Linked DNA regions of Homo sapiens: regions 1, 2, 3 and 5 are each linked to region 4. The links are chromatin loops, found by intact Hi-C in ENCODE. Cell type or tissue: A673. All regions are shown on one strand. Each heading gives the region's core, and the rest is flanking DNA. Links, peaks and the distances in the headings are about the cores only.

Evidence for each region. Peaks named below come from ENCODE experiments on the same cell type or tissue, not always from the same donor. Only the 100,000 strongest peaks of a DNase experiment are listed, where the experiment ranks them.
Region 1: a loop joins it to region 4, with 4 times the contacts of the local background. A loop is called at or near these places in 3 of 110 quality-filtered maps.
Region 2: a loop joins it to region 4, with 6 times the contacts of the local background. A loop is called at or near these places in 3 of 110 quality-filtered maps.
Region 3: it touches region 4 in a loop (3-fold over the local background); 3 of 110 quality-filtered maps call a loop at or near these places.
Region 5: a loop joins it to region 4, with 3.0 times the contacts of the local background. A loop is called at or near these places in 5 of 110 quality-filtered maps.

The regions. Positions count from the first base shown.
Region 1 is chrX:139,551,519-139,557,514 of GRCh38, forward strand. The region is part of intron 6 of F9 (coagulation factor IX); the gene reads left to right. Among named protein-coding and RNA genes, the nearest start is that of F9, 24 kb to the left of the region's middle. In A673, for the core only: no CTCF peak of the experiment used is centred there; DNase peaks (open chromatin) are centred at 2,493 and 2,993; H3K27ac peaks cover 2,640 bases.
Region 2 is chrX:138,773,081-138,779,076 of GRCh38, forward strand. It overlaps a transcript of FGF13 not described here. Among named protein-coding and RNA genes, the nearest start is that of FGF13-AS1, 64 kb to the left of the region's middle. RefSeq lists an enhancer at 4,734-5,933. In A673, for the core only: CTCF peaks have their summits at 2,594 (motif pointing right), 2,798 and 4,351 (motif pointing right); a DNase peak (open chromatin) is centred at 2,641.
Region 3 is chrX:138,905,727-138,911,722 of GRCh38, forward strand. It overlaps a transcript of FGF13 not described here. Among named protein-coding and RNA genes, the nearest start is that of FGF13-AS1, 200 kb to the left of the region's middle. In A673, for the core only: no CTCF peak of the experiment used is centred there; a DNase peak (open chromatin) is centred at 3,455; H3K27ac peaks cover 1,743 bases.
Region 4 is chrX:139,200,657-139,206,652 of GRCh38, forward strand. It overlaps a transcript of FGF13 not described here. Among named protein-coding and RNA genes, the nearest start is that of F9, 330 kb to the right of the region's middle. In A673, for the core only: CTCF peaks have their summits at 2,534 and 3,199; DNase peaks (open chromatin) are centred at 2,515, 3,155 and 4,435; H3K4me3 peaks cover 3,803 bases; H3K27ac peaks cover 1,769 bases.
Region 5 is chrX:138,840,262-138,846,257 of GRCh38, forward strand. It overlaps a transcript of FGF13 not described here. Among named protein-coding and RNA genes, the nearest start is that of FGF13-AS1, 130 kb to the left of the region's middle. In A673, for the core only: a CTCF peak has its summit at 2,470 (motif pointing left); no DNase peak of the experiment used is centred there; H3K27ac peaks cover 844 bases.

The sequences.
Region 1 (5,996 bases), core at 597-5,596, 350 kb after region 4:
TGGTCAACAACATGAAGGTCTGGAAGAAAGGTCGCAGGTACTCAGGTTCAGGGCACTACTTCAGCTTCAGCCCTTGCAAAAACTGGTGAGAGTTGGAAAGTCTTTAGGCTAAGAAAAATTGGATTATTTAAAAGGGGGTAAAGAAAGGGACTCAAGGAGGAAGGATTAAGGCAAGAACTAGGTTCCAAGAAACAGGGCATGAGAGAGAGTCTTGATCTACCACTATAGTTCTCGTGGTAGCATCAGAATCACCTGGGAACGTAGAAATGCAAATTCTCCTGCTCTACACTAGACCTACCAAATCAGAATATCTAGGGGGTGGGGCCCAGCAGTCTGTGCGCAAACAAGCACTGCAGGTGATTTTGATGCACATTATAGTTTGAAAACTAGGCCAGGTGCAGTGGCTCATGCCAATAATCCCAGCACTTTGGGAGACTGAGACGGGAGGATTGCTTAAACCCAGGAGTTTGAGACCAGCCTGGGCAACACGGCGAAACCCCACCTCTAATTAAAAAAAATACAAAAATTAGCTAGGTGTGATGGCTCCCACCTGTGCTCCCAGCTATTCAGGAGGCTGAGGTGGGAGAATCACCTGAGCCTGGAAAGTCGAGGCTGCAGTGAATTGTGATCACACCACTGCACTTCAGCCTGAGTGACAGAGTAAGACCCTATCTCAAAAAACAGAAAAAGAAAAACACTGGCCCAAAGGAAATGAACTTGTTACAGAAGCCGGGGTTCAAAACACCAAATAATGCACTTGTACCTAGTCCTTCCCGGGTGCTCTGCAGACATTTCTCCAAGCGTAGTCTGCAAACAACCTACATATGTAGAATTACCTATGCACATTTTTCATTTAACAACCAAGAGCTACATTTGTAGCAAAATCTGGGTTGTAACTTAGCCTACAGCTGAAGCCTAAGAGATTCCGTCTGTGAGAAGAAATAACCCACCTCTTTGGCCCCCCTCCCCAGGCAGGAAGCCAGGATGGTCCTTATATAAAGTTGTGCTGTCCAATAGGTAACCACTAGCCACATATGGCTATTTAAATTTAAATTAACTACAATTAAGAGAAATTAAAAATTCAATTCCTCAATTGCACCTGCCAAATTTTAAGCACATAACAACCACATGTGGCTAGTAACTACTGTATTGGAGAGTGCAAGCGGAGATAGAACACTCTATTACTGCAGAAATTTCTATTGGATAGCACTTATAATAGTTTAGTGTAACTTAAAACTCCCTAGTTGCCACAGTCATGATTTAGTAGTAATTTCATGGATTTCTCTACTGAGGTTAGAATCTCTGCCATTAGAGACTGATAAATTTAAAGTTTGCAATTATCAAACTGGTGACAATTTAAGCCAGAATCAGGTAAATGTCCTCAGTTTTAACAGCATTGGAATTTTCTGGGACTAGCTGTGTATCTATCCAGGATTCTTGAGAATGCCTGCCATTTTTCAACATAATGGATGTAAGGTATTACACATATACCTGGGGATGGGGTGGTAGGTATAATTGCACAAGCATTGTGGAGAATGGTATCAAAGAGTGGCAGAACATCACAATCAAGGTTTTCCCTTTCTTTTACCTTTGCTTTTTAAAAAGACAATATTTGCTGGACCTGATCTTATAACTCATAAATGGGACACTGTATGTTCCTTTTTACCTCCTCTGTTTCTACTTAATTGCACCCTATGAGGACTGCTTCCCTTACCTACCATAACCCCTTCCTTCACTCATCCATATCTTTACTCTTCTTCACAACTCTGTAATATTGACCTTCTTTATGAACCTTTCCTGGAACAATCCCTCTTAAGTGCAAGCACTGTTATTATGCCTTCAATGTATTTAATATCCATGTATCTATTCTCTCTAATTTTGTCATTTTGTGTTCTCATGTATTTTCATTCATTATGTGTCCAACTTCCATGGATAACATGGTTACAACAAAAGATCCTACTTTATGACAATTATCTTCCTTGGGTTTGTGGGACATAGAACAGTGCTCAGAGTAGGGGATCCAAGAACCCAGGAGAATATATTAGCTAAGAAGATAACTTCCGTTTTTAAAAGTCCAAGATTCAGGAGATCAAAACCATCCTGGCTAACATAGTGAAACCCCGTCTCTTCCAAAAATACAAAAAATTAGCCCGGCGTGGTGGCAGGCGCCTATAGTCCCAGCTACACGGGAGGCTGAGGCAGGAGAATGGCGTGAACCGGGGAGGCGGAGCTGGCAGTGAGCCGAGATCCCGCCACTGCACTCCAGCCTGGGCGACAGAGCGAGACTCCGTCTCAAAAAAAAAAAAAAAAAAAAAGTCCAAGATTAAAAAAAAAAAAAAAAAAGGATGTCTGCTTTGTGAGTTTAGCATTGTCTCCTTGTCATTCCAGAAATGAAATGGCAAATACATTTAAATCAGAACTAAAAAGGGGAACAGGGTATAAAGGCTCAATTTAGTCACATCATTTCCGTTTCTCACCCACCCCCTTTAAACCAGATGTTTGCCAATGCATTAACAATGCAGATGTTTCCTGAAAGAAAGTTTAGTAACTCAAGCAGACACCTTATTTTCTTTTCAAGCAGAAAAGACTATGAGATGGTGGTTGTGGTTGTTCCGGGAGGGAGAAGATATAAATGATACACATTATTTCAAATCATTTCATGACCTCACTGCACACTTATAGTTATTGTACCTGTTGTCTTTTTGCTGTCAAGCCTAGCTAAGATCATTTGGAATGTTCAAGATCACTCATACATGCATGTGCACACATACACATGCACATATGTTCACTCCCTATTTCATCCACATGAACTAAGATTACTGATGTGTACAGATTCAAAGCACTTTTATTCTTTTCCAAAGGCAAGAAGCTGAGCTACTTTCCAGAATAGTTGTGAAAGACCCTGTCATACTTCTGCATTGTTTCCTCCACACCACCTCCATCCAGTTCCTTATGAATGGTTACTGGTTTTCAAAAATATGAGATAAATTGAGTGTATAAAAGTCATTTTTAGACAAAATGAAACAGGAAATGAAAGAAACCAGAATCTCTCCTCATTTGTGGATGGGCCAGCTCCACCATGTCATGGTTAATCTGCAGGGAGGAAATACTAGATTTGATTGCAGATCAGACTGCAGCAAACCTGCTGTGACTAAGGCATCAAGAGAAAGCAAGCAACAGCTGGGGCTTCAGTGGTGAAAACATTATATATCTAGCTTTGAAATATGAAATACTGTTTAGCAGTGTCACCTAGAAAAGAGTGTTTCAAAATGCTGATGCTTCATAAGAACCTTTCTCTTCAGAGTTGTTTCTTTTATCTTTCAAATTAGCCAGGGTGGGAAATAAAGTGATCACTTGGTGAAGAAATCTCACAAAGAAGAACATAGAGAGTTCACTTTCATCTGGAGTAATGAACAGATTGAACAAACTAGAAATGGTTAGTCTGTTAAAGAAAAGGTGTAGGTGAGCTGTTTGCAAGAGCCACAAGGGAAAGGGGAAGACAACTTCTTTGTGGACTTAAGGGTGAAAGTTGCAAGCAGGCAAGACGATTCTGACCTCCATTAAGAAAGCCCTTTCCAACCAACAACCACTGGGTTGGTTACGCAGGTTGGGCAGCATTGGGAGCAAATGTTGATTGAACAAATGTTTGTCGGAATTGTTGACTTAAAGAGCTGTTCTGTCACTGGGGACAGCAGCGGCTAGATAGCCCCATTCAGGGAGAGGGCATTTGTTCACCTGGCCAGAGATCAGAGCAGGCTAAGGGACTGCTGGGATCCTGTCCAGCTTTGAGACCCTACAGAGCCATGTTCACCTAGCACGTATCCCGTCTGCGGTCACGCTCATTTCTTACCTTATTCCAGGGCTTTCACCTCAGCTTGCCAGGCTGGAGCCAAGGGCCAACGCAGCCGCGCCTTGTTCGCGATGGTAGCTTCCCAGGAGCCCCCTATGGTTCCGGAACGGCGCTGCCGGCCCCATCCTGTTTGCTACCTCCTAAAGCCAAAGGCACTGGCGGGCCGGGCCAGCTTCTAAAGTCGCGCAAGGTTAGAAGGTTCCGGACAGGAACGGCGTGAGGCCAATGGAAGGAGGTACTTCAGTTTCCCTCCAGATGCCCAGCGATGGGCTCAGAGCTCCTTGAGAACTCGGGAAAGGAAGCAGGGTCTCTGAAGAAATACTTCAGGAGTAGAAAGAGGAAGCTAGAGGGTTAAATGCACTACACAGGAACAGAAATGAGTTTTTCTTAGAGTTAGTATATGTCTAGAGGTGTAGTAAACTAAAACAAGTCTTGAATTGCATACCGCCACGTAGGGAAGAAATGAAAACCTTTGAATATTAGTGAAAAAAGGGAAACTGCAACGCCTGTATTACTAGATAGCTTTCATCAACAGCTCAAAACCGACAGATTTAAAGAAGCAACACCGCATTTTGGCTTTCTAAAGCTTTAATTTGGTTTGGATCCCATGCCCATGACCCTGCCAGCTGACAATTCTAAGCATGCGCAAACTGGCCCCAAAAATTCCTCCCACATTTCCGAAGAACTATTTGGCCCTTTATGTGAAGTACCTGGTTTTTCCATTTTCTGTTTTACCATAGGCCTCAGTTCGGTGTGTGGCGTATTTATTCTACATTTAACAATTTGAAGATCATTCTATTAGATTAAAAAAAAAGAATACAATGGAAGCCAAGTGATTAAGCTTTCCTTATGCTTATATTAAGTTGTAGCATATGCATTTACCGATAGTTAACCGTATTAACCTACAGAAAATGTCCAGGGAAATGGTCTATTTCTTATTCTATTTTTGACCTAAAGAAAATCTTTAAAATGTCTTAGCATTTTCCCCAGTCTCCATCCACTTTCCTCAGCTTTGGCCTGAAGCTATCTTTAAAGGTACCCTGTACAGCTCTTGCCCTGTACAGCTAGCTACAGAGATTCAATCCTTTCTGTTCGATTAGGACACATCTCAGTGGCAGATAACATGCAAAGTTATTATATGTATGAACCAGAACTTGTTTTTCCTTAGGGGCCAGGATGTTACACTAAGGTCTTAAGACTATAGTAATATCTTCACTTGAAAAAGCCCTCTATTATTCCTATCTCAGATGATAAAAATTCAATTAAGAGAAATAAGAACGTGACATGTGTAATCGCACCTGGCTCTACAAAGCTAGTCTGGACAGACATTTAAACAATTATCCTCTAAGATTATTTGATGAAATGCATTTCAATGACTAGTTAACCATTAAAAACCAAAGTGAGCATCCCATCTGTTCCCAGTCAAATGACCTAGAGCAAAGGACTAGGCAAACCACATCTGTGGGCATAGCAAGCTGTACATCACAAACAAATGAATTTGCTTTGTATATGAGTGAGAGCAAACACTCTTTATTGTACAACTTGGGTGGGTAAGTAGGGAGAATAATGGTTTTACTGAAATCGCAGGTAACGGTTACGTTGGAGTTAAAGGTTAGGAAGAAAACCAAAGGGTAAGAGCTGTTGTTCTGGGCTGGCATTGTCAATGAAGAGCATAAATTCAGATGTGAATGTATATTTTGTAGAAGCATGTGTGTTGTTGGTTTTTGTGTATGTGTGAGTCTGAAAGAGGGAAAACAGGCTCCCATTAGACTATGACTAACAAAAATGTTTGACAGATTATAACTCAGATGTCTTACTCAGAGCATATGCCTTCCCATTTTCCCCATTATTCCCCAACATGATGTCTTTAAGAACTTGTCCTTGACCGAGCAGACATCTCATACCCCAAATAGCTAATATTTTGATAGCTATGATCCTGAACGGCCAAACATTCCAAAACCAAGTAGTTTGTAATATCTTTAAATGCAAATATATTTTAGGCCTTTTCCTTGGCAAGGATGTTTGGTCAGGGGTTGGCAAAAATAATGCTCTTCAGACTTAAAAGAACACAACCATATTTCTTAGCCATCCACCAGAAAGTAGTAGAAGCTCCAGGAAGCAAGTCTTTGTCAGGAGTCAGACTAGC
Region 2 (5,996 bases), core at 487-5,486, 430 kb before region 4:
CCTCATTGAGAAATGATAGAGGTGATTGAATGAATGATCAGCAAAAGCAAATGATAGTTGCCACATAAAATTAAAAGAGGCATCAGGATTCCAGGAGGGAAGTCAATTCAAATACAGCCATGAAATCAGTTAGTCCACCCATATGGCCTGTGACCCCACAATGTATAGTGTGCCTGGGAATCCATCCTGATGCACAGTGCTGCTCCTTCCAGTGGGGTCACTTGCAGCCCTTCCAGAAAAATGCTGATCTCACTGGGTCCTCAGAGGACAAAGGAGCAAAGGTGGACTTGACAATGGGTGAAGTTGATGAGCTTTCCAGATTTCAGTGATCAAGTCACAGGGAGTGCAAACATGTCATTATTCCCACTTGGACGTTTTTACAACATAGTAAACACTCATGACTACAGCCCATCATGATCCCACTCTGAAATACTGAATTTGGATCTCCAGACTCAAATGATGAATGTTATCCATGTTTCATAAAGTCATGCTACAATATGTTGTCAGGTGGTTAAGGCATTAAAAACAAAGTGAAATTTTAGCCGTTCTTAGTCCATAGCAGTTAATTTTACAGTTTTACTTCTTAGCTGTCAATACCTTTGCCATGGCACAAAATTAATTTATGATTAAAAAATTTATTAGAGAATAATTTTCAAGGAGGGGTGATTTTACAACTTGGGGACAAAGAGCATTCAGCATCAACCAAGTATCCACAGAATAGGCCTAAGGTACTATATGCCAGCAATGCAGCATGCCTTTGCCCTTACCTTATGTAGCTTCTGTCCAGCTATTTCAGCTGATTTTGTTAAAGCCAACCGAGAACAGGTTTTGCCTTCACAAATATACACGTGAATAGATACAAATAATCTAAGTCTTGGCTTATCTTCTCCATAACTTGATACAAGCCCCCATGAGCCATTCATTCCAATGACAACAGTCTTACTGTCCTCTGTCCTTTCATTGTCCCATGCTTTTGCCTGTAAAGCTCTTGCCTCAGGCCCAGATTTACAAAAATGATGATCTAGTAGAAAAAAGTAGGTAAGGGTATTCCTACCCATTCTTCACAGGAACTGGGAAAAATAGGAACTCAATAAATAAATTATTGGCAACGTTTTCAAAAGAAAAAACGAATAATGAAATTTAACTCAGCTTACAAAACACAACTCTAATACTTCTGCAGGAATAGAGGTGATGATGGTAATGATGATGATGATGATGACTGATGATGGTGACGAAGACAGCTAAAACTTATACACAACTTGCTATGCATGAGGAATTATTCCAAGTACTTTGGAACTCACTTAACCCTTGCTTCAATCATATGAGGTGGGCAGTATGTGATCTCACTTGATATATGAGGAAACTGAGGAATAGAAAAGCATAGCACTTTGGCCAAAGTCACCCATCTAGTAAGTAGTGAAATTAACATTCAAACTGAGAGAGTTTGGTGCCAGAGTCCTTGCTCTTACCCACCATTCCAAACCATTATGCTTTCCTAGACCTCTCATAGCACCTCCACAAAATTTGGCTTAACTCCACACTGTTGGCACTTAACAGAAATTATTAAAATAGAAGGCATGGTATCTAAGTGCCCACTTCCACACCAAATGGTAAGATTCCTAAAGGCAAGGCCCATGTATTATTTGTCCCTGTATCATCTAGGGCCTACTACAATATCCTGACCTATCATATACCCAGAATAAATTAAGTGAACTGATTTAAAATATTAGGCCAATCCATAAGAAACTGACATTGTTATAGGTCAAAATAGTTGATTGTCAGCAATTTATTTTCATTAAACTTAATAGAATATGGACAACACCCACCTGCTCCGAAGCTACCCATATTCTTCATGCTCTTTGTTTTTCTTATTTTTAAAATGTTTATTTATTTATTTGAGACAGGGTCTTGCTCTGCCACCCAGGCTGGGGTGCAGTGGTGCAATCTTGGCTCACTGCAACCTCCACCTCCAAGGTTCAAGTGATTCTTGTGCCTCAGCCTCCCAAGTAGCTGGGATTTCAGGCATGCGCCATCACGCTGGCTTATTTTTGTATTTTTTATAGAGATGGAGTTTTGCCATGTTGGCCAGGCTGGTCTTGAACTTCTGACCTCAAGTGATCCACCCTTTTTCTCCTCCCAAAGTGCTGGGATTACAGGCATGAGTCACTGTGCCCCAGCTCTTCGTGTTCTTTGAATGATTTATTAATTTGCAGCACATTGATAATCAGGAAGAGAAAAATACCATTAGAAAGTTTACTCACCTACTACTGATAAGGCCAGGACAAGAAAAAGTTCATAGTTCTTGATTTCTTAATGCAAATATTTTATTCTTCATTTTCCTTTATGGTAGGTACATAATAATGACTTGGGGTGTCTACAACACCATTTTTAAAGGTCTCCAAATCGCAATGGACAGTGCGTCAAACATTTTATCAAGGTGATGTTTAAATTAACAAAGTCTCCATCCAATTCTTATCTCGTCTCTCATTTATTCATTTAATTCTGCAAGTAATTTTCAAGCATTTCTTGCAGACCAGGACTCGGGAGATACTAAAAAAATATAACCCAGTTCTCACTGGCGACTCTTAAGTGGTAATGATATATCACTCCACAAGATGGCACTAATTCTTCTTTGTATTCCTTTCCCATCGTGATAGAAGATCCTACGATTTTTCTGCTGTCACAGAATACATAGAAGCATGACTTCTGTTTTGCAATTTATGCAGCTGACTGCCCATATTAACATATTCCAGACACTTGAGTCCATTTGGCTTTCTCAGGGACTTTCAAATGTTACTTTGGGAGAGGGTGTATATTATAGCATGGAGATATGTTGTGATGTGAGGGAGTTGAAACCTTTTCCTATTGCCGGTCTCTACCCTGGAGGAGCACTCAGACTTCAAGAAAAGGAGGGCAGAAAGCTGCATACAACATAGCAAAATGTATGCTAAGGCTGGAGAAGCTCAGTGGGCCTTGGGCACTTGCCTAAAGCTTCCCAGGGAAATAGATGCTCCAACTGCATCTTGGAGTTCCTCATATGCAGCTTCCCCATCCCTACTATTTCTACCAAGACTGATATTATGTATTTGTGCCCACTGTCACCTAGACCCTCTCTGACAAAAACATGGGATTGGCAAATTGTGACCTATGATTTTACTTCAAGAAAATATCCTAAGCCTGCAAAGAATACTTTTGAAAATCATAGTAACACTGAATGTTATATACCAGGCAGTTTGCTGCACACATTGTAGAGCTTATCTTATTTAATATCTCGTAAGAACCTTACGAGATATTTTTGCCTACATAACAAACACTTATACCATATTAAATGCATTTTCAAATATTAACTCACTTCAATTAACCATCATAACGGTCCTATGAGGATATATGCTGTTTTAATTTCCATTTTGTGGGAAACTGAGGCACACAGGGATTTAAGTGATATGCCAAAGGCCTCACAACTGGTAAGAAGTGCAACTGGGGTTCATAACCAAAAATGTAAAACATCGAGTTTGGGCTCTTATGTTGCCTCTCTGTTTCACAGGAAAGTAAGTAGATTCATCGGCTAAGAATGTCCTCAAATTCCTGCTACCAAACCTATAAACCTATCTGAATATGCATCTTCTTTCCTCTCTGTCCTTTGCTAATACTTATATCCTCATCTGTGTTCTGAGTTCTTTTCTCTAAGCACTTTTTGGGACCTCGCTCTGTTGACTCTCCTCTCCCTCTCTTTGCTTCCCATTTTAGGCCTTTAAACTACAATCAGATGTCTGGTCCAGACAAGATGGTGTAGATGTATTTCTCCCTGCTCCTCTGCCCAAAGTATTAATACAAATATGAACCCTGGGAATAATGCAAGCAACAACTAGAGGAAAACTCTGTAAGGTGGTAAAAGGCTGGCTAACTGGTTTAGGATCCCAGTATTGGATAAATAGCACAGTAGCAGGGTGTCTTATGATCCTCCCCCTATCCAACAGAACAAGGTGACACAGACCCAGCATTTCCTGATCCCTGACAGAACAGCAGATGGCAGCCCAGGTAGGCTTGCTTCTTTACTGGATCAAATGGTAATTCCTCTCACAATATCAGGTGAACCTGGGAATGGCAGCAAGGGGACATGATTGGGAGCCCTACTAATAATAAGTAGCCAGGGGAAGCACTCTCCTTCCCTGACAGCCCAGGACTCTCTTCCCTTACTGTGAAACACCAGGCAGCCAGGCAGTACTGGCAATGGGTATCCTGCCCCAACAAGCAGACCTTGTCCAAAAAGGTTTTTTGTTTCTACGGACCTGACACTCTCTCCCATTTTGAGAGACATCAGGTATCCAGGAAACAGCAACCAGGGGATTTCTACCACAAGAGGGTGCCCTGTACGTGAAGCATTTTTGTCCCAACAAAGGAGAAAAAAGGACCCAAGAATCCCTTCTTCTGCCAGAGGATGCTGGAGCAGGTGGGTGGAAATGATGGGAAAGGCCCAGCCACGACAAGTGGCCTACCAAGGAAGGTTCTTTATTTCTGTGGGCCTGGGAAAACCCTGTCTGCTCCCTCAGGCAGCACAAGCAAGGACCAGTGGGAGTTCCCAAGGCACCAGATAAACCATGCCGACCAAAATAGCACCGCGAAAGCTCTAAAAATATTAAACTGCCATTGTAGCCTCAACTCACAAAGTAGGCCAGAACCTTGACGCCAAATCTCAATGGAGTGACTTCTTGCTAAAAATACAAGATTTAGATAGGATCCATAGTCTCCCAATATATTAGCCAAAATGTCCAGGACACAAACAAAAATATCACCTGTCATACCAAGATCCAGGAAACGCAAAACATAAATGAAAAAAAAAAAGATACTCAGTTCATAATAACATTGAGATGACTTAGATGTTAGCATTACCTGATTGATAAGGATTTTAAAGCAGCTATCATAAAAATGTTTAAACAGCAATAACTTATTGAAAAGGTGGGGGTAGGAGCCAAGATGGCCGAATAGGAACAGCTCCGGTCTACAGCTCCCAGCCTGAGCGACGCAGAAGACAGGTGATTTCTGCATTTCCATCTGAGGTACCGGGTTCATCTCACTAGGGAGTGCCAGACAGTGGTATTTCTCAAAAGAAAACATACAAATGGCACAGATATATGAAAAGGTGCTTAACATAATTATCAGAGAAATGCTAATCAACACTATAATGAGATATTACCACATCCCAGTTAAAATGGCTTACATCCAAAGTGGAGACAAGATGGCCGAATAGGAACAGCTCCGGTCTACAGCTCCCAGCATGAGGGAGGCAGAAGACAGGTGATTTCTGCACTTCCATCTGAGGTACCGGGTTCATCTCACTAGGGAGTGCCAGAAAGTGGGTGCAGGACAGTGGGTGCAGCACACCGTGCGCGAGCCGAAGCAGGGCGAGGTATTGCCTCCCTCAGGAAGCTCAAGGGGTCAGGGAGTTCCCTTTCCTAGTCAAAGAAAGGGGTGACAGACCGCACCTGGAAAATCGGGTCTCTCCCACGCTAACACTGCGCTTTTCCGACAGGCTTAAAAAACGGCACACCGGGAGAATATATCCCGCACCTGGCTCGGAGGGTGCTAGGCCCACGGAGTCTCGCTGATTGCTAGCACAACACTCTGAGATCAAACAGCAAGGCGGCAGCCAGGCTGGGGGAGGGGCGCCCGCCATTGCCCAGGCTTGATTAGGTAAACAAAGCAGCCCGGAAGCTCGAACTGGGTGGAGCCCACCACAGCTCAAGGAGGCCTGCCTGCCTCTGTAGGCTCCACCTCTGGGGGCAGGGCACAGACAAACAAAAAGACAGCAGTAACCTCTGCAGACTTAAATGTCCCTGTCTGACAGCTTTGAAGAGAGTAGTGGTTCTTCCAGCACGAGCTGGAGATCTGAGAACAGGCAGACTGCCTCCTCAAGTGGGTCCCTGACTCCTGACCCCAGAGCAGCCTAACTGGGAGGCACCCCCAGCAGGGGCACACTGACACCTCACACTGCAGGG
Region 3 (5,996 bases), core at 686-5,685, 290 kb before region 4:
GTTGGGAAACGTGGTTGTTTAGGTCGTGGATCCAGTGGGAGAAAGTCCACATTAGAGCATGTCAGAATAGCCATTAATCCTTATTCTTAAACCTTTAAGGAAGAAACCACCATTCTCTATCTGATCTAGCTTCACCAATGAACCACAGCTAAGCCAAAAAATGTTCAATGGGTTCTTTTTGTCACAGAACAATGAGGCATATCCTGCTCTTCTGGTTGGAGTTTATAATGACAAGTCCATGGATGCTATAGGTTAAGCAGATGGAAATGAAACATCCATCTCATATGGTCATTTTATCGAAAGAGTTTTACAGGGCCAGGTAAGAATCATGGAAGGAAATTCCAAAAAACCAATGCAAAATACTATTAAGTGAATGCTCAGTCTGATATGTCTGGAATCATTGTCCCCAGGCTGATGATCAAACCCTGGCTGTATTATTTATTCATGCTGTGACCCAAAGGCCACGGAGGCAAGTCACTTAACCCCCAAGTCTAATTTTCCTTAAATGTAAAATGAAAATAAGGACAGTATGTACCATGCAGAGTTACTGTGAGGATTAAGTGAGTTAATGTGCAGCATGCAATAATTATTAATTGCTCTTGTCATTTTTATTGGCATACTCATTGTCTATTGGATACTAAGTTTATTCATTCACATGTTCATTCATTAATTCATTCAACATATATTTCCTGAGCACCTATCATGTGCTGGGCATAGTTCTAGGCCGTGGGGACATAGCAGTGAACAAAGGCAAGCCTCTGTCTTTTTGAGCCCTACATTCCAGTGGCTGAGACAGAAAATAGAAAAATTAATAAACAGATAAAAAGCAATGTCAGGTAGCGATACGTACAGGAAAGAACAATAATGCAGGCTAAAAGAAGCGTCATCGGCAAGCGTTACTTTTAATAGAATGCCAAGGAAAACCTCACTGAGTGTAACATTTGAGCAGAGATCTGAGGTTTCAATACTCCTGGTGACTAGGCCACCTATTTTTTTTCTAATTAAATCAATCAGGCTATTGGTATAGCATGCACCCTCAGCCTTCAGTTCTGTGACATGGAGTCCTATATCTCCTTTCCCCAGCGTTCATGTTTTAGTTGCCCAGGGATGTGCGATTACACTGACAGCATTGCACTGAGGCAGGCACAAAAGTCTGTCTCATTTGTAGCCCAGCTAAAAAATCTTGAATGTTAAAATTTGGCAGATCATTATTCCACCTGCTGATCCCAAAAGAGTAAGCTACTACTTTTTCCCCCTCTTCTAAAAATAGATAGCTGCTTCACTAACGTGCTGTGTAACAAAGAGGCTGCCTGGCTCTCCATCCCATTTATTTCCTATTATTCAAGTTGGCTAGGACGGTAGAGTTAGCTCCTGCCTCCCCAAGGAATTGTGGCCAGCCAGCAAGACACAGAGAATGTAGATTCCCTGTTAGGAAAAGCTTGGAGGGATCATCTTAGCTCAGCTTAACTAAGGGAATGCGGACAAGGAGGCAGGGGTTCTCCTACTCTCTCCCCAGTGCAGCAATGGTTTAGCAAAACCTTCACTAAGACAGAATATACTGCAAGGCCATTCTGACCTATCTCAATTGCCCTTAGTCACATCTCTGCTAGCTCCCCCTCCCCTCTCCCTAACAGATCAGAATCAGACTGATAACAAGATTGTGGGTTGGGAAGAGAACAGGGAGTTAAAGTTCAGGCTGCAGCTGGAGTTCTAGTAATTCAGCCTTGGGAGAGAGAACTGAAGCTGAGTCAAAATGCCTAGGGCCTAGGCATTGCACTCCTGACATTAACAGGACTGTAGGAAGCATCCCATGTGGCCTTTTCATTTTCTGCTTCATTTCTGAGCTGGGATGAGCACAGGCAGACAGCCCTTGTTTCAGATAGAGGTCATGCCACTGAGCATGCTCCTTGAGGGCAGGGATGTGGCTGTGCTTTTTGAGACACCTCTGTCTAGCATCATGCTTGGCTCTCTGATCTAGGCCATTTTGGTGATCTATTTATTCATGATTTCATTATTACACCTGTTTTCTTAATGAGCCATATACACATGGGGTTTCACTGGCAGCTTTACTTGGTTTTGAGAATTTAAAACCTAACTCTTGGTTACTAAATATCAAATAAGAATGCTGATTAGAAAGGCAGCCTGATATGCTAAGAGAAAGCACTGAGCGTGAAGTCAGAAGACCTGAGTTTTAATGTTTCTGAACAGGTGAAAGAAAATGAACACACAGAGAAGACAGAAAGAGAGGTATTTGCTATTTGGTGCATCAAATACACCAAAATGTTAATGATGTATATGTCTGTAGAGTAGGATTATTGGTGATCTTTTTCTTCTTAATCATTTTCTTTTTTTTTTTTTTTTTGAGACGGAGACTCGTTCTTTCACCCAGGTTGGACTGCAGTGGCGCTATCTCGGCTCACTGCAAGCTCTGCCTCCAAGGTTCATGCCATTCTCCTGCCTCAGCCTCCCGAGTAACTGGGACAACAGGCACCCGCCACTGCGCCCGGCTAAATTTTTTTTTTTTTGTATTTTTAGTAGAAACGGGGTTTCACCGTGTTAGCCAGGATGGTCTCGATCTCCTGACCTCATGATCCGCCCACCTTGGCTCCCAAAGTGCTGGGATTACAGGCGTGAGCCACCGTGCCTGGCCATCATTTTCTTTTTTTTTTTTTTCAATTTTATCTAATGAGCATGTAAAATCAGAATATTGACATTATACAAGAGATCAAGTTAGAATCTCATTTTTGTCATCTATTACTTCTGTCACTTTGAAGCCAGGTACAGTCCCTTTTGAGGGTCCTTAGTTTTCCCATCTGTAAAAGGAGAGGCAGGGATAAGGAAGATCCTTCAGTTCTAACATTCTGTGCTGCTAATGAAGTTTTTAAAAATTATATTAGTTAAAAAAACACACAATTTAAAGAGCTGAGACATTACTACTTCTTCAAGTCACCATTACCAGAGTTGCCATGTGCTGCGGGCGCTAATCCTTTCAGCAGGGTTCTGACTGCCAGTCTGAGAGCTCACAGGTATTGCTATTATTCTGAATTCATTTGTGAGTCACAGTCAGCCTGATACTGGATGTTGAAATGTCTTTGTTGCCAAAGGGTGGGATTAACAACAAACTATTCCTAACATCTGCCTTCAGCTGAAGCAATGTCTTTATTTCAAATTCTGCCTTAGAGTGTCCATCAGACATACACAGAACATAGTACATCAATTATCTCCTTGAATCACACTATGAAATGGAAACAAGTATTATTATCCCCATTTTATGAATGCTGAAACTGAGGCTCAGAGAAACACAGCAATGTACCAGAATTTGAACCTAAGGCTGCTTAGACATGCTAAATGTGCATAGCTAGGTTTGCTGGGGGTTACTGAGCTTCTAGTTGTCTTTATGTGGTTTTCCTCTGTGACTTAGGGACAGGAAATCTTATAGCCAAAAGGATTTTGCTATTGTGCTGTTTTCCTGTTTCCCGGGGATGGAGATAATGATCAGCACTACAAAAGCCTCTACCATTGCTCTCACCCGGAGTGGGAGACTTGAGGGTAGATGTAGAAGCCGACAGAGTACCCAAATGGAGCAGGTGGTAATTATGCCACGATCTCGGCTCCTTCCATGTGAGAATGTCCCAAAACCCAGAGAGAGGTAAATGTGGCAGCAGACCCAATGGAAAGCTCCTGGATGTGAGACTAAATGACACACCCATGGAGCCTTCTCAATTTGGTTTTATGGTCTCAGTTCAATTAGACCTGAAGTAGAGCCCATTCATGCTTTAAGATTAAGAGAGGTAACATTGGCTTCTGATTGGCATGGCCACCCTATGGAAGGGTATTGTTTCCCAACTTTGTGCTAGCATGACATTTTTATCACAAGGGCCAATAGCAGGGCTAATGCATGCAGGCACAGTGAGTGTGGTCAAAGAGCAGCGGGATTACTAATTAGTGTGTACAACTCTGCAACTTACAGTTAGGTGATGTTGGACAAATCCTGTAAGTTCTTTAAACTCCATTTCTGCATCCATAAAAGGGAGATAATAAATCCATTTCACAGCATGTTTATGAGGATTAAACTAGGACATTTTTCCAAAGTGAGAGAAAAACATTATCTGAATATGTTAGCAGGCATTTGGTGGGTATATATGTGAATTGGCATGCACATGAGCAGGAGTGTGCCATAATCTAATGAGTCTGGGAAACACAGGAGCAAAAAAAAATTAAGTTAGTGTATCATAGCTCTTATATCACAAACTTCCCATTCCATCATGGAGTCCAGAGGCTGCTCAAAAGCCCCAGAGACAGTTCAAAGAAAAGCCAGAGAGTCAGGATGGCCTGAAGAAGTTAATCTAGCCCACCAGCTTGTTTAGAGTATAAAGAGACAAGATCAAGCTATGTACCACAGGTCTTCCTGCATTTGGCTAAAGGACATAAGGACATCATGTTAGGAGTCTTCAAGGTTAAGGAGTCCACCTCAAGCTCAAGAAATACTCACACTGGCCCCAGACTGGTGCCCAATACCCTCCGTCATGATCAGGTTGGTCATTTTTGATCACAAAGAGCAACCCATAAGATTGGCAAGATGTGCCATATGAAAAGACCAAGTTACAAGAAGACATTAGTTTAGCCTAGAGGTGACATTGGTACCTTGGTACTGTTGTGGTCAAATTCCCAAGCAGATAGGGCAAAACCAGCAAGATTAGAAAGTTCAAAGTAGAGGCCAAAGCATAGGAAGATGGCAGCATCAACTTAAAGAAGTCCCAAATGAATCTAATGTCAACAAAGGAAGCCACTGCAAGTTCTGAAAGGCTGGTCTTTCTGCTAGATCAGAAATATTTAAGGGAACATTCCAATCTTGGCTAGAGCCAAGCAAAAAGCTGAGATTTGAAGGAGACAGAGTATGCTATAAAACAGCAAGAGAAATATACTTTGGCTCTATGGAAACCCAGGTGAGCATCTACCATCCCTCCTTGAAACATGGTCTCTACACACAGGACCCAGGTAATTAATTTATTGAAAATTTATAATATACCAACTGTATCAGCTACATGACAGACATTATATTTAATGATTAAATAATGTGCCTAGGAAAACATTAATAGCAAGAACCAGGATTGAAATCCAGGCTGATCTGATTTCCAAAGCCCAGGCTTTTTCATTTATACTGTGAGGTAAGCAGGTTGTTTGGCTTTCCTAAACCTATTGGCCTCTATGTCAGTATCCCAGTGCAGGATACTTACCAGTGTCCTACAATTTGGTCCCATGCCTATTCATTCACTCCCACAGCTCAAAGGCCCCAGCACTAAGGATTTTTTTCAAGCAAAGGAGGTGCTGGGATGCTGGGATAACTAACATATCCTCAGGTGACTAAATAGTAAAATGAACCCCAACTTATGTCAATAAAGGAGCAATTATCTCATTTCCAGGGAAATCTGAAAGTCTTGCAGTAGATTTTGAAGACAATTTCATACATACTTTGCCTGAGCGCACCTCCAGGCCATTGTTCCAGCTTTTTTCTGTAGTGAGAATGCCTGTGTCTGGTCAAATCCTGTGTGTTTTTCAAAGTCTATCTCATCATGTCCTTTGCAGGGACATGGATGGAGCTGGAGGCCATCATCCCTAGCAAACTAATGCAGGAACAGAAAACTAAATACCACATGTTCTCACTTATAAGTGGGAGCTAAACGATGAGGACACATGGACACACAGAGGGGGGCAACACACACTGGGGCCTACCAGAGAGTGGTGGGGGGAGGCAGGGAGAAGATTAGGAAAAATAATTAATGGATACTAGGCTTAATACCTGAGTGATGAAATAATACGTACAACAAACTCCCACAACACAAGTTTACCTATATAACAAACCTGCACATGTACCCCTGAAATTAAAATAAAAGTTAAAAAAAAACAGTCTATCTCAAATCTAATTTCCCACTTGGAAGTATTTGCTCGTTCTCCCAACATGCAAGGGCCTTCACTGCTCTGAATCTCCATGGCAA
Region 4 (5,996 bases), core at 567-5,566:
AAAGGGTTGTTGAAAAGAACACACCCAACTCCAAACATGTAGCCACAAACCTAAAGACAGTTTTGAAAGCGAGAATTAGCTAGCATTTTTACTTAATCCAAAAAAGATTTGGTTTTATCTATAGCAGCCTACAAGATTTCCGATGCCACAGGAAAACTGTTGCAACAAACCAGAAACAGCCTTAACTGAGTGCTTTTCCAACAGAAGACTGCTGAAAAGATCTTATGTGACAAGGTAGAGAAGAGTGAGTCAAAGCTAAGAGAATATCTGCTTGAACAAACAAATATTATGCTTTCTTCTTCCCTGAAATGGAAACAGATCCTCCGGTCCAAGAGCCGCGTGACTCAAACTATATACACATCTGCCAATTTTAAAGTTTATACAAAGCATAAATAAATACACAAAAGGCGACTGGCTGCACAAGAGGCCTTTTTAATAGTTTCAAACAGAATCAAGGTCCCCGCCCCCTTTCCAAACAGAACAGCCTATCTTGTCTGGCTACATTTTTGAAAAGGTTATGAAAAAGATCAGTGTCCATCACTGGTCTTAACCTCAGTGAGTTGAAGAAAATGTCATTTAAAAAGACAATCAGCAATTTATGTACTCTTAAGGCCATATTTCATTCAGCAGCACAAAATAATTTACTGGAAACCTACTACCTGTGCTTTAAAAGCTCTGGAAACACTGTACTCTATAATAATTGATGTAGTTATGATACACTGTGGGTATGAGCCCTAACTGATGGGGGTGGGAGGCTGAATTTAAATGAGCAGTAGACTCTGAAAACAGATTATGAAATTCATTCAAACTGTTACTAAATTATTTGATTTCATCCAATCATCTGTCACACCATTGTTCAAAATTAAATGTGTGTATATTCAAGGTATCTATGAAATGCTTGATCCTATATCTTGCTATGTTACAAAGAATATGCCAATTAGTTTTTCAGCTTAAAAAAATTAAAGATGACCTATATATAGGAAATTTGTAAGTAAGGAAAACTCTTCAGAAATATGGTCAACATATATAAACTCTATTGATTAAAAGATAAGTAGACCTTGTACCTTTCATCTCTAATATAAAAAGTAGTCTTTAAAATTTGGTCACATAAGACTTTTCATATACTTGAAAGAAGAAAATACTAATGGCTACTACACACTTAATATTTTGAAAATGCTCTAAATTCAACAACGAACAGAAAGGCTGAAATGGCAATCTTGCTCTTAGCAGCCAAAAGCTTCCCATCTTCTCGGGGAAGTAAACTCCCTTCTTAAAAGTTGCCTTGTAAAATTAATTTATTCTAATTACAGCCATAATTTCAAGTGCTAATTACTCAATTCCTACAGAGGTATGTGGTTTCAAATGTGGTGAGTCAACACAAGAAAATGTTATGACACATGCCTAGTACAAATTTGTATTATTGAATTACAGAAACCTGTCCTGTTTCCAGATGCGTTAATCCATTCTGGACAACTGCAAATTATAAACAGAACAGAAACTCATTTTCTGTGAATGAATTTGGTTTCAGGGTCTCCCAACGGTAGCCTGAAATAAACCTGAAGTAACCACCTGATGGAAATCAGGAACCAAAGTTCCAGAAACAAACGAGAAATACTCCCAGATTCAACAGGGGAATGACGTGCCTAGATCAATCTGGTGCTACATTCTTTAATTACATTTACTTCTCTGGGCCCTCAGTGGAAAACAAAACGATTTAATGACCCTGAAGTCATTTTCCTTTATCATATAAATGCCTGTTTGAGACTCAACAATTAGGGGAGCTCTGGAAACCTACAGCTGTCGTTCTACTTTCCAAAGTTACTCTTTCACTTGGGATTGAATGCTAGCCTTGAGCCAGACCGGGGGCAACAATGACCCGTATGACAACGGATCTAACCCCTCCACAAACTTCCGGAACCTTCAGTCACCCTTTCGCCTATTTGGGGGAGAAATGGCTCCACTTAGAAACAAGGATAAAGGCCTTGAGCTGAAGACTTTGACAACTTTCCGCGGGGGAGGGCTGGTGCTGCCCTAGAATCTCCCGGGAAAGAAAGCTCTGAGAGATGGGGAGAGGCGAGAAGGAGGAGAGGAGAACAAGGAATAGAGAAAGGAGTGGGAGTGAAGGGGGCCTGAGGGCTCAGGAAGGAACTGGGGCCCCCATGAACAAAAGCTGGGACTCCCTGCGCTGCAACCTCACTTCTGCAGTGGGGACTCGGCGTGGGTCGCTGCGGTCCAGTGTGCTTGGGGCCCTCAGGGCTAGTCCAGCCCACTCCAGCGTCTGCTCCGTGGCCATTCGGACACTTGCACCTAAGGCACCTGCTGTTCCCCACTGCTCTTCCATATTCCCTCTCTGTGCCTCTCCGCACCCCGGTCTCCAAGGCTGCTGTCTCCAGTTTACATTCTGGAGCTAATCCCGGTCCTGAGAAAGGCAACGGCTAGAACCGGCAAAGGGTGGGGGGGCGTCCCCTGCCTTTGCCTTAGTTCTCCCCAGCCTGAGCACCGCTTTGCTGCGCCTCCCCAACCCGCCGATGGGAGGCCCTGGGCAGAGGCGCGCACTCCAGGGGGACCAGTGGTCGGGTGCCCCGGGCGCGGTGGCTGAACCCCAGCAAACAGAGGAAGAGGACTGCCCCCTCCCGCGGAGGCCCACTCACGCTGGGCACTAGTGACAAGGGGACATCAGCCTTTGTTCTCCTGGGGCTTGGCGAGGCTGCGCTGCCAAAGCGCAGCGCGGGCGGCGCCAGGGCACCAGGGTTGCTCACCTTTGCACGCGGCGTGTCGAAGGGTGCAAACTCCTGCCTTCCCGGAGGGTTGGGGTGGATAAGGAGTTTAGGATTAGGAGGTGTCGGGTGGCGGGGGGGGGGAAGGAGGTGGTGGGAAAGGAGGGGGGAGGGGTTCTGCGTCTCGACCAGGCTCTTTGTTTGCATTGGGGGCGGGGAGAGGGGGCTGAAGGTGGGTTCAAGCTTGGGTTCTGACAGCAGGGCAGATTCCTGAGTATGTCACCATGTTGCACGCGCGCAGCACACATATGCACACTCGCGCACACGCACACACATGCACTCATACAGACAGGCGGCCGGCTGTCAGCAGACAGCGCGGTTCCCGGCGCTCCAGGCTGCAGCAGCTTCGTCTGCCCGCAGCGCCACCACCGTGCGTCCAGAGGGGAAGTGGAGGAGGCTGGAGGCACTCGAGGGTCGACAATTCCGCGAGGAAGGAGGGAAAGTGGTGCAAACCTAGATCCACCCCCTAGCGACCTCTGCCCCCCCTTTTCTCCCGGGGTCGCAGAGGTCATGGGCAGCTTAGGCTCCGGGAAGGAGGCAAGGAGCCGCCGGAGGGCGGCGCGCACGCGAGGGGGCGAGGGAAACGAAGGAAAGGAAAGCAGGCGGACTCGGCGGGCGGGCTTACCCTTAGAAGCATCTTTCTCCTCTTTGGGCTTGGTCACCTTTCCACTCATAGATCCCAGCTTGCTTGACAAGGTTCGCTCAGAAGACGGAAGTCCTCGCCGAGCGGGTCGGACTTGGGAGAGTGCTTAGGGCGGCAAGTCTCGACCACGAGCTCCCCTCGGTGTGGTTCGGGGCGGAATCCGCTTTTCCCCACCGCTGCCGCCGCCGCCGCTGCCTACGAGAGAGTGGGGAGGAAAGGAAAGGGGTGAAGGAGGAGCCGCCGTCGCCGCCGCCGCCGCCGCGATCCCGAGCGGCCGGCCGCGGGAGGAGCCGCTCGCCGCGCTCAAGAAGTGAAGAGACAAAGCGGCGCGGCGCTTCCTCCGCGCCCCGCGCCCTCAGCTTCTGCCCGCCTGCGGAGAGCCACGCTCGCAACCCCCGGGGCGGCCGAGAGGAGCGGCCGGGACTCCCCGGCTTCACTGCCGGCCTCCCTGGGCTCCGCGCGGGCCGCTCGCTGGGAGTTGCCTGGGTGGGCTGCCCGCGCACTGGCAGGCTGCTTTCCCCCGCCTCTCCCAATCCGCTGCGGGCCGCCAACTCGATCAAAATAAAACCCCGAGGAAGGCTTTTTAAAAAATCAAAACAAAGATAAAAATATTCACTTAAAAATAACAAGCCTCCCTGAAAGGGAAATGTTTGAACATGTGATGAGCAACGTGTGAGCCTGTTACACCGCAGAGTCGCGCAGCTTCTCGCCCGCGGGGAATGGGGAGGAGAGGGTCGCCTCTTTTCTTTCTTTCTATTTAATCCATTTCCAGGTTCCTATTATTTTGCCAAAAAGGGGGCCGGAGTTGCTCGCCGGCGGAGGAGTGGGAGACGATGGCCCTTACCTGCTCTCTTTCTCTCTCTCCCTACACCCACACCCCCTCGGAGCTCGCCCGCTCCCTCGCTCGCGCTCTCCTTCCAAAGAACTCTCCGGTCCTAGAGAGCCACGAATCAACACCGCGGCGCATTCTATATAAACGGCAAGGTGTGGGCACGCGGAGGGTGGGGGCTGGCGAAGGCGGGGCCTCACAAAGCCGCCTGCCCGCTGTAGTAAAAGGAGAGCTCGGCAGGGGCGCGCCGACGTCAGCCGCCGGTTGGCAAAACCCCGGCGAGCCCCGCGTAGTGCGGGCGAGCGTGTCTGCTGGGCGTACCCTGGCCCCTCCGGGGCAGGGAGGGCCCGCGGGTGCCACTGTAGCGGGCTCCCACCGTTGGCCAAGGAGATGGAAGGCCGGCGCTCCCCCCACCCCGGCCCCTGTAACTCCTCTACTCCTAGCGCCTGCTTTCCCAGGCCCGTGCTGGTCGCCACCTACACTTTGGGGACTCCCCTGTTGGCAACTGCTCGCACCGAGCAGTGGAATCTCAGTCCGGGAGTCGACGACTTTTCGCTTCTGGCTAGCTGCTCAAGTTGAGACAGTCCGGCTCTCAGTGGGGAGAGAAGGGCTCTCTGGGATCTGGGTGTCAGTAGGTCAGAGAGTGAAACTGACCGCGGCGGCTGCCACCTCCCACCCCCACCCCCACACGCAGGCCCCTCCTCCTAGGGCTGGTCGCTCTTGTTGGTAAACTGGAAGCAAAGAGTGCCCACCGCCCAGGATGGCCAATCCCAGGCAAACGGGTGAGGTGGGACTGGGGGCGAGTGCTGAAGAGGAATAAGTAGGATTGAAACGTTGCCTGAGGAATACTTGTGACAAAACCCAGAGAAGGTCCCTGAAGATTAGAACTAGAAGGAAAACTGCTCAAGAATTGTTCTACAGAGGGCAGATGAGGAAGGAAAGAGAGAGAGAGAGAGAGAGAGAAAGAGAGAGAGAGAAAGAGAGAAAGAAAGAAAGAAAGGAAGAGAGAGAGAGAAAGAAAGAAAGAAAGAAAGAAAGAAAGAAAGAAAGAAAGAAAGAAAGAAAAGAGAGAAGGAGGGAGGGAGGGAAAGAAGAGAGAAAGAAAGAAAGAAAAAGAAAGAAAGAAAGAAAGAAAGAAAGAGAAATAAAGAAAAAGAAAGAGAAAGAAGGAAAAGAAAAAGGGAGAGAAAAGGAAGGAAGGGAGGGAGGGAAGGGAAGGGAAGGGAAGGGAAGGGAAGAAAATGAACGAACTAGGGAAGGAGGGTGAGATAGTAGTCAGGAAATAGCCCCTGGGGCGTCCTGGAAAACCTTTTCTGCGATGGCCTTTTTTTTGTGCATGCGAGTCCCTGGTAGCCTCGCGCTCTGTTGAGGGACTGGGGTGGTGACTAGCAGGACTTGGTCCTCAGAACAGTCCATTAATCAGACCTTAGGCTTCATCCTGGCCATGAAGGCGCGGTAGCGACTCCCATGCAGAAAATTCGTTTTCCCTCGTCCTACTCAGCTCCACCCCCTTCTTAATTCGGTTTTGTTAATGGCATTAAACCAGGCGAAGAAATCATATAGATGGATTAGTCTTACTGCATCCCAGGCGGTAACTCAATTACAAGAGCCTGCTGTGGCTTTCAAGACCAGGAGTGTGGGCTGCCCCTGCTCCCAGTCCAGGTCTAAAGGTCGGCAACCCTCTAAACTCAATTTGCAGCCTCCATCCTCAGTCTGAGAGGAACTCCAGGCCCATTTTTCTTGTAAA
Region 5 (5,996 bases), core at 578-5,577, 360 kb before region 4:
GTGCTGATTCTATGAATAGGCTACCACCTAAAAGAGAACTGGGGAGTTTGAAAACCTTTAGACTTTCAGTTGGATAAACAAACATCCCGCCATGGTACCTAATGCTTATCCAGAAACAGTTTACACACAGGGAGAATATGGATTGCTGTTCAGCTTCTAGCAGAAATAGGCAAACATTGGAGTAAATGAAGGGTAAAATTCAATATGCACAACAGGTCGCCCTGCCACTGTATACTTCTCTACAGGGGAAATCATAATAAAACAATAATAAAACAGTGGATATCTAAATGAAAAAGGGAAAGTGAAAACAGATGTGGTTCCTTTCAGAATAAAGCCTCCCCATACCTGACTCTCATTGTGTTATCTGGAAGGGAAGGAAGGAAATATAGGTAGAAGATGAATGCCAGGGAAGCCCCAAGACAGGGGCTGGTGAATTGAGGAGTGATGTTAAAATTGATATCTACCATTTTGAATCAGGATATAAAGGTACGAAGTCCAGTGGCCAGGGTGGTGGTCTACCAACCAAGCATTTTCTCTTGCTTCCAGTTTCTGACTTTCTGCCTATGGTGAGGGGATTTTCTTTGCTCCAAATTATTCTTCCACAAAATAACACAAAGCAAGGGGTTCTTTGCATTAGGTTCATGAAAGCATTAGGTCCCTGAAGTCAAGATTTGAGGCACTAAAAGGAAGAGTTAACAGGTCACAGAGTTAACAGGAAAAGTATGCTTACCTCCTAATCCATATGGCAGGTCTTGAGAGTCTCCCTTTTGGAAGAAACAGAGTGTGGCTTGGAAAGAGAATATAGTTTTGTACTTCGATCTCCCCATTTTCTAATGGTGAGATGTTGGGTAAGTTACTTAGCTAATTCGATCATATTACCTAATTTTCAAAAGGAAGACAGGCAAGTACTTACAAAATGTTACTTTTCCTTCTCCCTGTGCCCATACCAGGTCATGCCTAGGCTTTAATCTTCTCAAAGTCCAGAATTAAGATCACGAGTTTCAGCAAAAATGTGAAAAAGGAGAAGCCCACGGCCATCATTATATGGCCAGGAAACCTCCCCTCAAGCTCAACCAACGCAGCAAAAACTTGAAACAATTATGAAGTCAGACTTCAACCATATCTATTAGTTGAATTTCCATTTTAACTATGCATAAAGTTGTCAGGAAACATAATAACAAATTGAGTCTTATTTTAAACTATCTTGAGATATACAAAATAAGAGAATTCAGTACCTATCCAATCCTTTTTAAAAATTTTTTTTATTTATATATATATAAGGATATGGAGACTCAAGGAAGGAACGGACCTTATCCAAAGTAACATGAGTCACTGAGGACACTTTACTACGATAAAGGAACAAAATCAAAGCTAAGAAACAGGAACCAGATAAACCACAATTGCTTTTGAAAAAATAAATCAAAATACATTAAATTAGCTAAGAGGTAAACTTAATTCTATTCTTTGATAGTCTTTTGGAGTATTAATTTCTCTGAATTTTAATGAGTTTAGTTACTGCATGTCCCCCAAAATATTATGTGAAAATTCCAAAATTCCTTCTTTCCTGATCTCATAGACTTGCTGACAGTGTAAAGGAACCAGGATGAGGTAAGGAAAAAGTGATGCTTCATTTTGGCAGTTATTTTAAAGATTAAATACTGAGTGAAGCAACTAGCCCAGTGCCTGGCACCATTATAGGTACCCAATGTTAGTCGAGTCTGAATAGTTAGCTTGAATGTTCTAAGTTTTTCAATGTTGAACTAGATATGAAAACATGAAAAATAAAATCTTGAGGAATACCTTCACCTCTGCTCATCATCAGCCCTGCTGAAGAAAGGCTAGACTGAGCAGAAGCCTTCTAAAAGGACAGCAATGAAAAGATTTTTCTGAATGAGCTTATATTTGAGCCTGAGCCCATGATATAACTGACTTACATTCCTTTTCATATACAGAGTTTTCATGTCAAGCTCCTAAAAGGCAGGGACTCTGTCATATTTCTCCAGATCTCCTATAGTAGACACAGGGAACAAACCAAGTTGTAACTCATTCAATGACAGTGGAATTTAACCCGAAGCAGCCTCAGTTTTCTTATACCAAATCACTGCATTGAGCTCTACTGGAGAGCCTTATATAATATAAATATATTTATATTTGTATAAATAGCTGAGATAAGTTAAAGGTTTGAGAAGGGCAGGGGAAGGATCAGGAAGAGTAAGGCGGAGTTTGAATTAAGTTGAAACTACTACCTTAGTAACCCAAGGATGGAGAACCTTGGTTATGATGAAACAGAAGTATTTTGACTGGCTCTCAAAGAAGCAGAGTAATTTTCAGAATATATGTGTTTTGTTTGTATAGGTATTACACAGCCCAGTGGTTCTTAACAAGGTGATTTTGCTCCTTATGGGATATTTGGCAATATTTGGACATATTTTGAGTTGTCACAACTAGGATGGGGTGCTACTGGCATCTAGTGGGTAGAGTCAAGGGATGCTGCTCAATATCCTTCAATATATAGGACAGCCCTTGACAACAGAATTATCTAGCCCCAAATGTCAACAGCACCAAAGTTGAGAAATCCTGCTCTAGCTCAACACAGAGCCTGGCACTACTGACTGAAGGAAAAATAAATATCTCAACTAATTTTTACAGCTGAAAAGAATCACTAACAGATTTGCTCACTGGGTTTTAGGTCTCACTTGTGCTTCTCATGATAATTTGGTGTAATTTTTAAGCCAATGTTATTCATTATCAAGTATGAGAATGTGTTGCTTGATTTGTTAAAACCTTCTATGTAGAAAAAAAATAGGTAACATTCCATAAATGTAATAAATACTAAAGCTCTGGAGCACTGTAGGGGCACAGGTTGGCTTCTGATTTTCCCAGTGTCCACTCCCTGCTCCTCCAACCAGCAGTGATTTTACTAAACAAGAGAGAAGATAAAGTTCAGTTCGCATGTTAAATGTAACCTTCTTCCATCTACCTACAGAGATATTTCTCCTTCTTCTTCAAAGTCCTTTCTCTAGGTTACCACATAGGTGAGAAAAGGATGACAGGATATCAAAGGGGTTCACAAGCTCCCTGGTTAGCTCACATGTTCCACTATTGAGATTCCAACCTATAATCAAAGCACAAGATCCTGTCTCAGCACAGATTTAATTTAAACAAATTCAGGGAGAAAAGTAGTATTGGATATGCTAAGGAAAAAATGGAATGCTGCTAGAGGTAGGTCCATGAATGCAGTATTTTCTTTCTACATTTTTTTTATTTCAATAGATGTTTTGGGAATGCAGTATTTTCTGTCATGACATTCTCCTGTCTTAGGAAAAAGGGCAGTCAGCAAAAAGTGTCTAAAAGCTCTAGTCTCTCATGTTAGTTTAGAAATGGGTAGTATCCTAATACAGTCTGAATTAAGGGACAATCCAAGTGCAAGGGAAAAAAACCTTCAAATACATAGGACAGACCTTCAAAAAGAATTTTTTTCCCAAACACTCTACCTTACACTATGAAAAATGAATTCATTTAATTTCTTATTTTTTTAATCCCAAAAACACATAGCCTATTTCCTCCCTTGAGGCTACTAAGGAAGTAGCATTTGACCTTGGTGAGTGGGACACTCTGTACAGAAAACTTTCATCATATTTTGCATAGGAAGTTATCATTTCCTTAGGATCAACATTCACAAATCCTAGATAAAAACTTAGCCTAATTACATAGACTCTATATCATATTGTTAACAGTTCTTCACCACAAAACTGTGTATTTGTTCTTTTTAAACACTACTTCTTTCATTCAGCAAGAAACGTTCACTGCTAGACAAGGAATCAATTTCTAGCAAAAGTGCACGTTTGTAAAGTTGGCAGAAAACTTGCTTTATTGGAAACACATGTAATGTCATCTTGATTGTATCATATTAATGTGGCTTCAAAGTTTGTCAGTTTTAAAATACCAAACTCAAGGGGTGATTTAATTTTAATTCTCAGTGATCCAATATTTTTAGATTACAGAAAAAATTACCGAGCAAGCTTAACTACATTCAAAAGGATAAACAACAAAAGAATAAATTGGTCTTGCCAAAGCCTTAAACTTTACAGGCATTATAGAGAAGAAAAATCGATGACATCTTTACAAAGACCTACTCTTTCCTTAGCAGTTAGACAACATCTAATTCCTCATCACTCTATCTATCAAGGGTCAGTTTAACTATTTCAGTGATTTATGCCATTTATTCCCAAGAGCGTGAGAGGCAGAGACATCTGTTCTACATTGAAAGGAACTGGATTACAAAGCCTAGATGCTAAAAGGGATATATGAAAGGATTGTATTAAATTAGCAACGATTTACCGCATTCAGCTCTACTGATCCATTCCTCCTTCCTGAAGCCGAGTCCTTCCTTGGCTTCCTTAGACCTCATTCTTTTGGTTTTCCTTCTTTTTCTTCTGGAGTCCTTTCTTCTCTATAACATCTTACAATGTTTCTATGCCCCAGGCCTTGCTTCTCTAGTCTCTCTCCCTATGTGTCTCATCTGCTTTCATGGTTTTAATACTGGCCAGAGGCTAACAATACTGAATGTGTGTTACCAGCATAGAACTCATTCCTGAGCAATTGAAATGCAAGGCCATATAGTGCCTGACACACAGAAAAGTTGCTCAGTAAATGTTCAATGAAAAAAATTAATAAATGAATATTAAAATAGATAAATAAGACTTGAAAAACACATGGAGAGCTGAGGTGTCCTGTACAAACTCATCATAGAACAGTCAATGCCACCCTGCCTTACCAGCTGACCACAAATATATTGTTGAGCCCAGGAAGGATAAGCAATGCCCAGCTTAGATCAGCAGAACCACAGAGCCAACCTATAGCCCAAGAGAAATAAAATATATTTAGCGGGTTTAAGCCACTATGTATTAGAGTGTTTTTGAATGCAACACAATCTTGATAATCAAGTAGTTCTAAGTCTGCTTTCCTGCTAGTCTTTAATTCCTCCTTGAGGGCAGAGATGTAATCTGTCTTATCATGCTGTGCCTACCCACCATAATGCCTGGCTTGTGCAAGACACTCAATAAACACCTATTAACAAATATATCAATTCTGCTAATGGTGATGAGAAGCACTCAGTCATTTGCCACCTGGAATTAGAGCAAATGGCCGTTGAACACAGAATATCAAAATGTGTTAGATAAATAAGTTATTTGTAATAATAAATATTCATTGAGCACTTACTGTTGACAGACACTGTGCTATGCTTATGGTATCCATTTAATAAAGCTCTATTAAGTAGGGATGCAATGGAGGTTGTATATTTAAATGGAGTCCTGACTGGGAAGGGAGAGAGACCACTTTTAAGCACCAGTAGCCATTCACAAAGAAAAAGCGGCACTAGAGGAAAAGGTTCCTAAACTATGCTGATTTGCTTTGGGGATTTTTTTTCTCCCTCACTAAATATTCTGGGTACATTTAACCAATTATCCACTAAGTGAACAGCTTACCATGTATGCCAATTAGAGATTTACTGAATTAGTTCATGAATCTTCTAACATGGATTCTAAATGCTATCTTCTCAGAGAAAAATCAAGTAAGTACAGAGGGGAAATGGCTGAAGAAGGAACATAAGAGAAAAGTTACTTGCTGGCAGCTTCTATAATCCCCACTTTTTGAAATGCCCTTTGTTCCTTCCTTGTTGCTTAAAAAGAACCCGATTTTGTTCACAGCCTGAGGCAGTTTGCTAGACAAATGTCCTCGCTGTATGAATGGCTTGCTTGAGCCCATATTATCCCATAGAGGGCTGTGATTAATCTGGGCTTTGTTGGGCTGGATGTATCGTAGAAAGGACTCCAGTAGAGGAACCATGTGAGCTGTACTATTCTGCTTTTAAGTGTTTTTTCCCCCAAATAAACTATTTTAAATAGTAATATGTGTCCATTTGTGTGTGTGTGTGTGTGTGTGTGTGTGTGTGTGTGTATTCAAACCCTCTTTGAATGGCAACTAGCGACCAC